Linked DNA regions of Homo sapiens: region 2 is linked to region 1. A link is a contact called in ENCODE Hi-C data. All regions are on one chromosome and are shown on one strand. Each heading gives the region's core, a stretch centred on a gene start or an enhancer-like site at or near the end of the contact. The rest is flanking DNA. Distances are from core to core; before and after follow the strand shown. Region 1 overlaps DHRSX (dehydrogenase/reductase X-linked). Region 2 overlaps DHRSX (dehydrogenase/reductase X-linked).

Region 1 (5,212 bases), core at 2,683-5,182:
TATGATGAAGTCTAGTTTGGTTAGGTCATGATGAGTTCTAGTTGGGTTAGGGTATGAGGAGATTTACTTGGATAAGGTTGTGATGAGGTCTATTTGGGTTGGTCATGATGAGATTTTGTTAGGTCATGATGAGGACTAGTTTTGTTGGCCTTGATGAGATGTAGTTGTATTAGGTCATAATGAAGTCTTGTTGAGTTAGGTTATGATGTAGTTAAGTTGGGTTAAGTTATGATGAGGTATAGTTGGGTTGGTCATGATGAGAGTTAGTTAGGTCACGATGAGGTAGTTGGGTTGGTCATGATGAAATCTAGTCATAGTCAGTCATGATTAGTTCTTGTTGGGCTTGTTTATAATGAGATTTAGCTGTGTCAGGTCATGATGAGGTCTAGTTGAGTTGGTCATGATGTGATCTAGTTGTATTAGGTCATGATGAGGTCTAGTTTGGTTAGGTTATGAGGTCTAGTGTCGTTGGTTGTGATGAGATTCAGTTAAGTTATGATGAGGTGTATTTGGGTTGGTCATAAAGATACCTGTTTGTATTAGGTCATGTTGAGGTTTATTTGGGCTAGGTTATAATGAGATTTAGTTGGGTTAGGTCATGATGAGGTCTAGTTGGGTTAGGGTATAATCAGATCTATTTGGGTTAAGTTATGATGAGGTGTATTTTGGTTAGTCCTAATGAGATTTAGTTGGGTTAGAGTATGATGAGGTGTAGTTGCGTTGGTCATCATAAAATCTAGTTTTGTAGGTCACAGGAAGTCTAGTTGGTTAGGTTATCTAAATTGCAACTGTCTTTTAAAAATGACTTGTGCCACATATACTTTGTATTGTCCATGAATAGTACATGTGAAACGTGTAAAATATTTAAACTTGTATTTAATTATCTATTTACTTATTTTAATAGACAAAAACAAGTTACATATTTTTATGGTGTACAAAATGTGGTTTTGATATATGTTTCCATCTGGAATGGCCAATTCAAGCTAATTCACATATCCATTACCTTACATGTTTCTTTTTGTGTGTGTTTTTGGAAACACTTAAAATCTACTCTCTTTGCAATTTTCAAATATTAATTATAGTCACTGTGACTAATTATAGTCAGGTTCAAGATTATAGTCACTAATTTAGTCACCTTAAGTACAATAGATCTCTTGAACTTATACCTTCTGTCAAACTGACATTTGGTGTCATTTGAACAAAATCTCAGCAACCCACCCCCCTAGCACCTGGTAATCACCATAATTCTTTTTCTTTTCTTTCTTTCTTTTTTTTGAGATGGAGTCTCACTCTGTCACCAGGCTGGAGTGCAGTGGCGCAATCTCGGCTCACTGCAACCTCCACCTCCTGGGTTCAAGCGATTCTCCTGCCTCAGCCTCCTGAGTAGCTGGGACTACAGGTGCATGCCACCGTACCCGGCTAATTTTTGTATTTTTAGTAGAGACAGGCTTTTGCCAGGTTGGCCAGGATGGTCTCGATCTCTTGACCTTGTGATCCACCTGCCTTGGCCTCCCAAAGTGCTGGGATTACAGGCATGAGATACCACGCCTGGCCAATAATCATCATAATACTTTTTCTTGTGAGTTCAACTTCTGGAGACTCTACATATGGGTGAGATCATGTGGGATTTGGTTTTATGTGGCTTATTTTACTTAACATGATGTACTCCTGGTTGATCCATGTTGTATCACAGGATAGGGTCCTCTGGTTTTCAAAGACTGAATGGTATTCCATGGTGTAGCTATCCCACATTTTATTTATCTACCCATCCTTAGATGGACACTTAGGTTGGTTTCATATCTTGGCTCTTGTGAATCATGCTGCAACGAACATGGGGGTGTAGATATCTCTATAAGGGGCTGATTTCATTTCCTTTGGATCTATACAGAGGAGTGAGATTGCTAGATCCTATGGTAGGCATAATGATCATTTTTTGAGGAACTCTTAAAAAAAAAAAGGCCACCCCTTTAGACACACCTTAAAATCCAACCTTTCTGGTCAAAGACATTTGAAAAAAATGACGACAACATCAAACTATAGTCTCCTGTCCAAGCACGTTCACTTCCTAAGATGTGAAAAAAACCAGGCCGGGTGCAGTGGCTCATGTCTGTCATCCCAGCACTTTGGGAGGCAAAGGCAAACGGGTCACCCGAGGTCAGGCGTTCAAGACCAGCCTGGCCAACATAGTGAAACCCCATCTCCACTGTTTTCCATAATGGCTATACCAATTTCCATTGCACATATAACATGTAACGCCCTCCCCTGCCCCCCCAAATACAAAGGATGAAGCAGAAGGCAGATGCACTGTGTTTGGGACGTGTGCGGTGTTTCTGCATATGCAGTACTTGCTCAGCAAATGTAGGAACCACTCCAGCAAATGCATATGAGGCCAAATGTCCCACGTCCAGTTCCTTAAAGCAGCTCCCTCCAGGTCTGAGGAGACAATTGCTGAAGGTGACATTGGCCAAAGAAGATACCGCACGTGCCACCTCACCTTCTCCATTCCTCCAGTGTGGTGCTTCTGTCCTATGCCAGCGTTGACGGTGCCACCATGGAAAATGGCCTGCCCATGAAGGTGGTCTTCCCAAATAATCACTTCACCTGGCTTTTTTTGATGCTCCCAGCTTTTTCTGGTCACTTTTGTCTTTCTTGAGAAGGTGGAGGCTCCCATCTTACTTCGTCCCAGCTTCCGGCATGTTTCCCTTTGTTTTTTTTTGTTTTGTTTTGTTTTGTTTTCTTTTTGAGATGGAGTCTCGCTGTGTTGCCCAGGCTGGAGTGCAGTGGCGCAATCTCATCTCACTGCAACCTCTGCCTACTGGGTTCAAGCAATTCTTCTGCCTTAGCCTCCAGAGTAGCTGGGATTACAGGTGCCTGCTACCATGTCTGGCTAACTTTTTTTTTTTTTTTTTTTTTTGGGACAGAGTTGGGCTCTGTCGCCCAGGCTGGAGTGCAGTGGTGTGATCTCAGTTCATGGCAACCTCTGCTTCCCGGGTCCTGGTTCAAGCAATTCTCCTGCCTCCGCTTCCCTAGTAGCTGGGATTACAGGCACACATCACCATGCCCATCTAATTTTTGTGTTTTTAGTAGAGATGGGGTTTCCTCATGTTGGCCAGGCTGGTCTTGAACTCCTGACCTCGTGATCCGCTTGCCTCGGCTTCCCAAATCCCAAAGGGCTGAGATTACAGGCATGAGCCACCGCACCCGGCCGCACCCTTTGATCTTGAGATGGCTGATACGGCAGAGCAGCCCAGCAGTGGATGAGTGCTTACATTTAAAAAGTTCATGGGATTTCATAAATAAGCTCATGAATGTACAAGTCCCCAGTGTAAAGGTTACCTTGACTTTGAATTTTTTTATCCTTTCTTTTTTTGTTTTGTGTTTGATGCATAGGACATTTATAGATGGAATATACCTTTCAGGCTATTTCTTCCTCTCCCTCCCGTCGAAACCCACCTCCCTGAAATGCCTGCTGCCTCCTCAGTGCCAAAGGACTGTCAAAGCAAAAATGTAATAATGGTATCATGTTCTGTTTCTTTAAGGAAGTCAAAGGTGCAAATTACCTTTGCAGCTTCAGTCTTCTGATGTCTGCAACTTTGAATTCCTTCAAGGAAGTGACAATTTAGATATTCCATTTACTCTGCCCCAAAGGATGGACTTTGCACTATTTATCTTAGCCGTCTCCCACTGGAGCCAAAAACATTTCCAACTTCATAAGTTTCACTGCTTCTCCTCTTTTATATATTTTTTCACTCTTTGCTGAAAACATTTTCATTGTTTTTTGAAAAGTGCATTCTAATAGTTAATTTGGGAGCCCATGGCCTTAACACAGAAGAAAGAATACCGAATACAATGATAGGATATCAAACAGCATGGTCTCTTCCTTGTGTTAGAGTGTGTAAATTCAATACGCCGTGTTGACTCAGTATTCAGGAATGCCAAAGAGAGGGATTATTTGGTAATGTATTTTCATGGAGACCCGGGGACGGTGCTGTACTACAGAACACCTCACTGGCCCGGGCTGGGTGCAGGTAGGATGGAGATAGACCGGCCCCACCCCCTTGGTAACTGCTCCTTGCAGATCAGCTGTTTGAAGCTCTCCGGGCACCCAAGACGTTCTTGTTCAAGCCTGTGCGCTTCCCCTGCTAGTTCTCATCTCCCTTCTCTCAACACTTTTTCCGTGACCCTCCCTGAAAGGGAGTTTTGGGCTTGGCTCACCCTGGAAAGCAGCTAATCCCACATGTTGCCAACAGGTTAATGAAGGATGAGGCTGAAGGAGGAAAAATTTGCCAAACTCCTTTCCCCTAAAGAGCCGCCCCTTCAGAAACACCTTAAAATCCAACCTCCCGGGTCAAAGACATTTGAAAAAATGACGAAGACAACATCAAACTATAGTCTCCTGTTCAACGCATGTTCACTTCCTAAGACATTAAAGAAACCAGGCCGGGTGTGGTGGCTCATACCTGTCATCCCAGCACTGTGGAGGCCGAGGCGGGAGGATCACCTGAGATCAGGAGTTCAAGACCAGCCTTGCCAACATGGTGAAACCCCCTCTCTACTAAAGATACGAAAAAATTAGCTGGGCATAGTGGCAGTCACCTCTAATCCCAGCTACTCAGGAGGCTGAGGCAGCAGAATCACTTGAATCAGAGAGGTGGAGGTTGCAGTGAGCTGAGATCGCACCACTGCACTCCAGCCTGGGCAACAGAGCAAGATTCTGTCTCAAAAAAAAAACAAAACAAAAAAACAAAACAAAAAAACCCAATTAACATTCTTTCACCCCGGATTTCCTAGTCTTTATTTTAGCTATAACAAGCAAAACACCTCTTTCCATCCTTCTAAAGGCGTGTTCCTGAAACCTCACTTGGAGAGTTTTACGGAAGTGCAGTGAGAGGAGTAAGAAATCCTGAGCACACAGCCAACTAACGCAGGAACAGAAAACCAAAGACCCCATGTTCTCCTTCATAAGTGGGAGTTGAACAATGAGAACGCATGGACACAGGGAGGGGAACATCCCACACCAGGGCCTGTCGAGGGGTTGAGGGGGCAGGGCAGGGAGAGCATTAGGAGAAATACCTAATGTAGATGATGGGTTGATGGGTGCAGCAAACTGCCATGGCACGTGTATACCTATGTAACCAACCTGCACATTCCGCACATGTGCCCCAGAACTTAAAGTAGAATTAAAAAAAAGAAACAGAAAGAAATCCTGAGC
Region 2 (4,804 bases), core at 1,135-3,634, 63 kb before region 1:
GGCGGTCCCTTAGCCACATGCTTAGGGAATGTCTTCAGTGTGTACACGGTGGCAGTCTGTTGGCCCCATGGTTAGGGAACATCTTCAGTGTGCACAGGGCGGCGGTCCCTTGTGCCACATGCTTAGGGACTGTCTTCAGTGTGTACATGGTGGCGGTCCCTTGGTCGCATTCTTAGGGAACCTCTTCAGTGTGTACATGTCGGCATTCCCTTAGCCGCATGCTTAGGGAACGTCTTCATTGTGTTCTTGGTGGCAGTCCCTTAGCCACATGCTTAGGGAACGTCTTCAGTTGTATACAGTGGGGTCCCTTGGTCATTATGCCTAGGGGAACGTCTTCAGTGCCAGCTGCATTCTTAGGGAATGTCTTCAGTGTGCACATGGCGGAGGTCCCTTAGCCACATACTTAGGGAGTGTCTTCACTGCACACAGCAGTGGTCCCTTGGTTGCATTCTTAGGGAACATCTTCAGTGTGCACATGGTAGCAGTCCCTCACCCACATTCCTAGGGAATGTCTTCAGTGTATACATGGTGGCAGTTCTTTGGCTGCATGCTTAGGGAACATCTTCAGTGCATTCCCTTGGCCACATGCCTAGGGAACATCTTTAGTGCTGTCCCTTCCCTGCATTTTTAGGGAACGTCTTCAGTGTGTACATGGTGGCGGTCCCTTGGCCGCATTCTTAGGGAACGTCTTAAGTGTGTACATGGCGGCGGTCCCTTAGCCACAAGCTTAGGGAACGTCTTCAGTGTGTATATGGTGGCAGTCTCTTGGCCACATGCTTAGGGAACGTCTTCAGTGCCATCTTTTAGCTGCATTCTTAGGGAACGTCTTCAGTGTGTACATGGCAGAGGTCCCTTAGCCACACACTTAGGGAACATCTTCAGTGTGTGCACAGCAGTGGTCCCTTGGCCTCATTGTTAGGGAACGTCTTTGGTGTGTAGATGGCCGCCGTCCCTTAGCCACAAGCTTAGGGATCGTCTTCAGTATGCACAGCGTGGCAGTCCCTTGGGCCACATGCTTAAGGAATGGCTTCAGTGTGTACACCGTTGTGGTCCCTTGGCCACATTCTTAGGGAGCGTCTTCAGTGCCGTCTTTTGGCTGCATTCTTAGGGAATGTCTTCAGTGCGTACATGGGGGCGGTCCCTTAGCCACATACTTAGGGAACGTCTTCAGTGTGTACATGGCAGTGGTCCCTTGGCCCCATTCTTAGGGAACATCTTCAGTGTGTACATGGTGGCAGTCCCTTAATCACATGCTTAGGGATTGTCTTGATTGTGTACATGGCGATGGTCCCTTGGCCACATGCTTTGGGAACCTCTTCAGTGCATACGGAGTGGCAGTCCCTTGTCCACATTCTTAGAAAACGTCTTCAGTTCGTACACGGTGGCGATCCCTTGGCCACATTCTTCTGAGTGTCTGTGTCTGTGTCCTTTCCACCCTGTAAGCTGCTTTTGTTTCTTCATTGGGTGTCTCTGACTCTCATGTGGAATCCCTTTCCTCTGTCACCGCCCATCCCAGGCACAGTGAGAGACGCAGCCAGCCTGCTCCTCTCTGCACCTCGCCATCCCAGACATCCTCCAGCCACCGTGCTGACCGCATTCATTCCTTCTCCTGCCCTGTCCGCATCCTTCTTCCCCTACACGCTTGATACCAAGAAATGGTCTGAATCACAGCCAAGGCTTCATTATCTTTCTGGCACTGCAGCTCCCCAGCCCCACCCAGATCAGAGATTCAGAACCTGAATCTTTGGATTTCTGGAGATGCCCCCATCCTATCAGAGACTTCTAGTGTGTTTCTCTATATTCGTGTAGACTTGGGAGGATGACAGGAGAGAAACCTTAGAAGGTGGTCTGTGCATTTCCGGGGCCCGGGGTGGAAGGGGCTTGTGTCCTGGCTGCCTCTGTGCACCTTTCATTCTTTTTTTTTTTTTTGAGACGGAGTCTTGCTCTGTCACCCTGTCACCCAGGCTGGAGTGCAGTGGAGGGATCTCGGCTCACTGTAACCCCTGCCTCCCAGGTTCGAGCAATTCTCCTGCCTCAGTCTCCTGAGTAGCTGGGAATACAGGCATGTGCCACCACGCCCGGCTAATTTTATATTTTTAGTAGAGATGGGTTTTCTTCATGTTGGTCATGCTGGTCTCGAACTCCTGACTTCAGGTGATCCATCCGCCTCGGCCTCCCAAAATGTTAGGATGACAGGCGTGAGCCCCCGCGCCTGGCGGCGCCTTTCATTCTTGATCCACCTGGTTTCAAACTCGCAGATAAACTGTTTCCACCTGTGACAAATGAGTCATCCACCTTCCGTGTGGTCTGGACTTTGTCCCTGTTACAATATTCCTGTCTCTTGTTTCTGGTTTTTGGCGTCCCACGTGTTGTCCCTGTAACAGTCCTGTCTCTTGTTTCTGGGGTCACCCCTGTGGCGAGCTGACTGTGCCACGTTCCTGAGGCTGGTGAGGATGCTGTGGGCACCTTAATCACGGCTGTGAACAAACTGGCTAGAGCTAGGTGCCATGGAGCTTTGCAGTGGACAGTAAGTTGTGGTACCCATTCTTTGATCAGTGACGGAGCCAGGTGCCTTATTAAGTCTCGGGGATTTCTGGAAGCACAGAGCAGGCAAGCACCTTCTACACTGAAAGGAATCCTTCTCACACTCATGTTGGCAACGTGAAGTCCTGCCTTTGGAAATCCCTGATTTCCTAAGACACTACCCTAACATTTTAAAGGACTTAAAAAAAATTCAGTAAAATATTCCCAATAGCAGCACATGTAGTGTTTTATTTATTTATTTATTTTTGAGATGATTTGCACTCTTGTCGCCCAGGCTGGAGTGCAATGGTATGATCTGGGTTCACTGCAACCTCCGTCTCCCGGGTTCCAAGGATTCTCCCATCTCAGCCTGTAAGGTAGCTGAGATTATAGGCATGCGCCACCATGCTCGGCTGATTTTGTATTTTTAGTAGTGACAGGGTTTCACCATATTGGTCAGGGTGGTCTCGAACTCCTGGCCTCAAGTGATCCACCCATCTTGGCCTCCCAAAGTGCTGGGATTATGAATCACTGCTCCTGGCCTACTTTTTAAACTTTCAGGTTCAGGGGCACGTGTGCAGGTTCATTACACGGGTAAATTGCATGTCCTGGGGGTTTAGTGTACAGATTAATTCATCAACCAGGTAGTAAGCCTACTACCATCTGATAGGTAGTTTTTTGATCCTCTCATTTGTCCCACCCTCCACCCTCCAGCAGGCCCCTGCAGCTGTTCCCTTCTTTATATCCACCAGTGCCCAATGTTTAGCTGTCACTTATCAGTGGGAACAGGTGGTATTTGGTTTTCTGTTCCTGTGTAAGTTTGCTAAGGATAATGGCCTCCACCTCCGTGCATGTTCCTGCAAAGGACATCATCCCATTTTTTTTTTTTTTTTGAGACAGTTTCCTTTTTGTTGCCCAGGCTGGAGTGCAATGGTGTGATCTCGGCTCACCGCTACCACCAGCTCCCGGGTTCAAGCAGTTGTCCTGCCTCAGCCTTCTGAGTAACTGAGATTACAGACACATGCCACCACGCCCGGCTAATTTTGTATTTTTAGTAGAGACGGGGTTTCTCCATGTTGCCCAGGCTGGTTTTGAACTCCTGACCTCAGTTAATCTGCCCTCCACGGCCTCCCAAAGTGCTGAGATTATAGGTGTGAGCCACCACACCCAACCAATCCCATTCTTTTTCATGGGTATGTAGTATTCCATAGTGTATATGCACCACCCTTTGTTTATCCAGTTTACATGGCGTTGTTTTGAGAAATGGATGAAGCGATGTGCATGAAAACACTGAATGCTTCCTACTGGAGGGGTGTTCACCTTTCCGGGAAACTGTGGAGTGATTGCAATTGCAATTTCCTAGTAGATTTGATTGGTTAATAGCATTGGGAATCTTTGGGGTGCCTGATGCCCTATTGCAGATCTTTTTTCACAGTGTAGAAATCTCAACGTAAATGTCTTTTTTTTTTTTTGAGATGGAGTTTTGCTCTTGTTGCCCAGGCTGCAGTGCAATGGCTCAATCTCGGCTCACTGCAGCCAACATCTCCCGGGTTTGAGCAATTCTGCCTCAGTCTCCTGAGTAGCTGGGATTGCAGGTGCCTGCCACCACACCCGGCTAATTTTTGAATTTTTAGTAGAGAAGGGGTTTCAGCCTATTGTTCAGGCTGCTCTCGAACTCGTGACCTCAGGTGATCCACCCACCTCGGCCTCCCAAAGCGCTGGGATGACAGGCGTGACCGCGCCCAGCCCAGTGTGGATACACCTTGAGCACATAACTGGAATCCTTTCCTTGGCAACTTGGAGCCCCTTGGGTCATGGTCATATAAAGGGTGTTGAATTAAGAGGAAACACTGTTAAATATGTCACAGCTGTCCTTGAAACTGGGACTTGTTTTGTTTTCTGCCTGGAAATGCGAGTCATTTTTCTGGAAAATTCATTTTTCGTTAAAAAAAGTAATTGTATACACGTATATGAGGTACAACGTGATGTTTTAATCCACGTACACATCATGCAATGATTAAATCAAGCTAGTTACCATATTAACAATCACATTAACTAACATATTAATAATCAGGCTAATTAACATATTAACATTGAAGCTAATTAACATATTAACAATCAAGCTAATTTACATATTCACATAATTCTAACTCTAACCTATATCACCTCACCTACTTTTTTTTGTAGTGAGAATATGTAAAATCTACTTTTAGTCATTTTGAAAGACGTGATGTATTATTAACTATCATCACTGTGTGGTGTGATAGAACTTGGAATTCAT

The links. Hi-C counts contacts between places; a loop is a spot of excess contacts on that map.
Region 2: a loop to region 1 is called in a map of Caco-2, with 4 times the contacts of the local background. The contact joins two enhancer-like sites. A Hi-C loop is called at or near these places in 6 of 168 maps with a recorded cell type or tissue (Caco-2, HepG2, Right ventricle myocardium inferior and 3 more).

What each region holds. Positions count from the first base shown.
Region 1 is chrX:2,409,257-2,414,468 of GRCh38, reverse strand. All of the region lies in intron 2 of DHRSX (dehydrogenase/reductase X-linked), which reads left to right. Among named protein-coding and RNA genes, the nearest start is that of DHRSX, 89 kb to the left of the region's middle. Within about 2 kb of position 3,932, at least 2 of the 41 ENCODE cell types and tissues checked have a DNase peak (open chromatin) inside an H3K27ac peak, as active enhancers do.
Region 2 is chrX:2,470,756-2,475,559 of GRCh38, reverse strand. All of the region lies in intron 1 of DHRSX (dehydrogenase/reductase X-linked), which reads left to right. Among named protein-coding and RNA genes, the nearest start is that of DHRSX, 28 kb to the left of the region's middle. Within about 2 kb of position 2,384, at least 3 of the 41 ENCODE cell types and tissues checked have a DNase peak (open chromatin) inside an H3K27ac peak, as active enhancers do.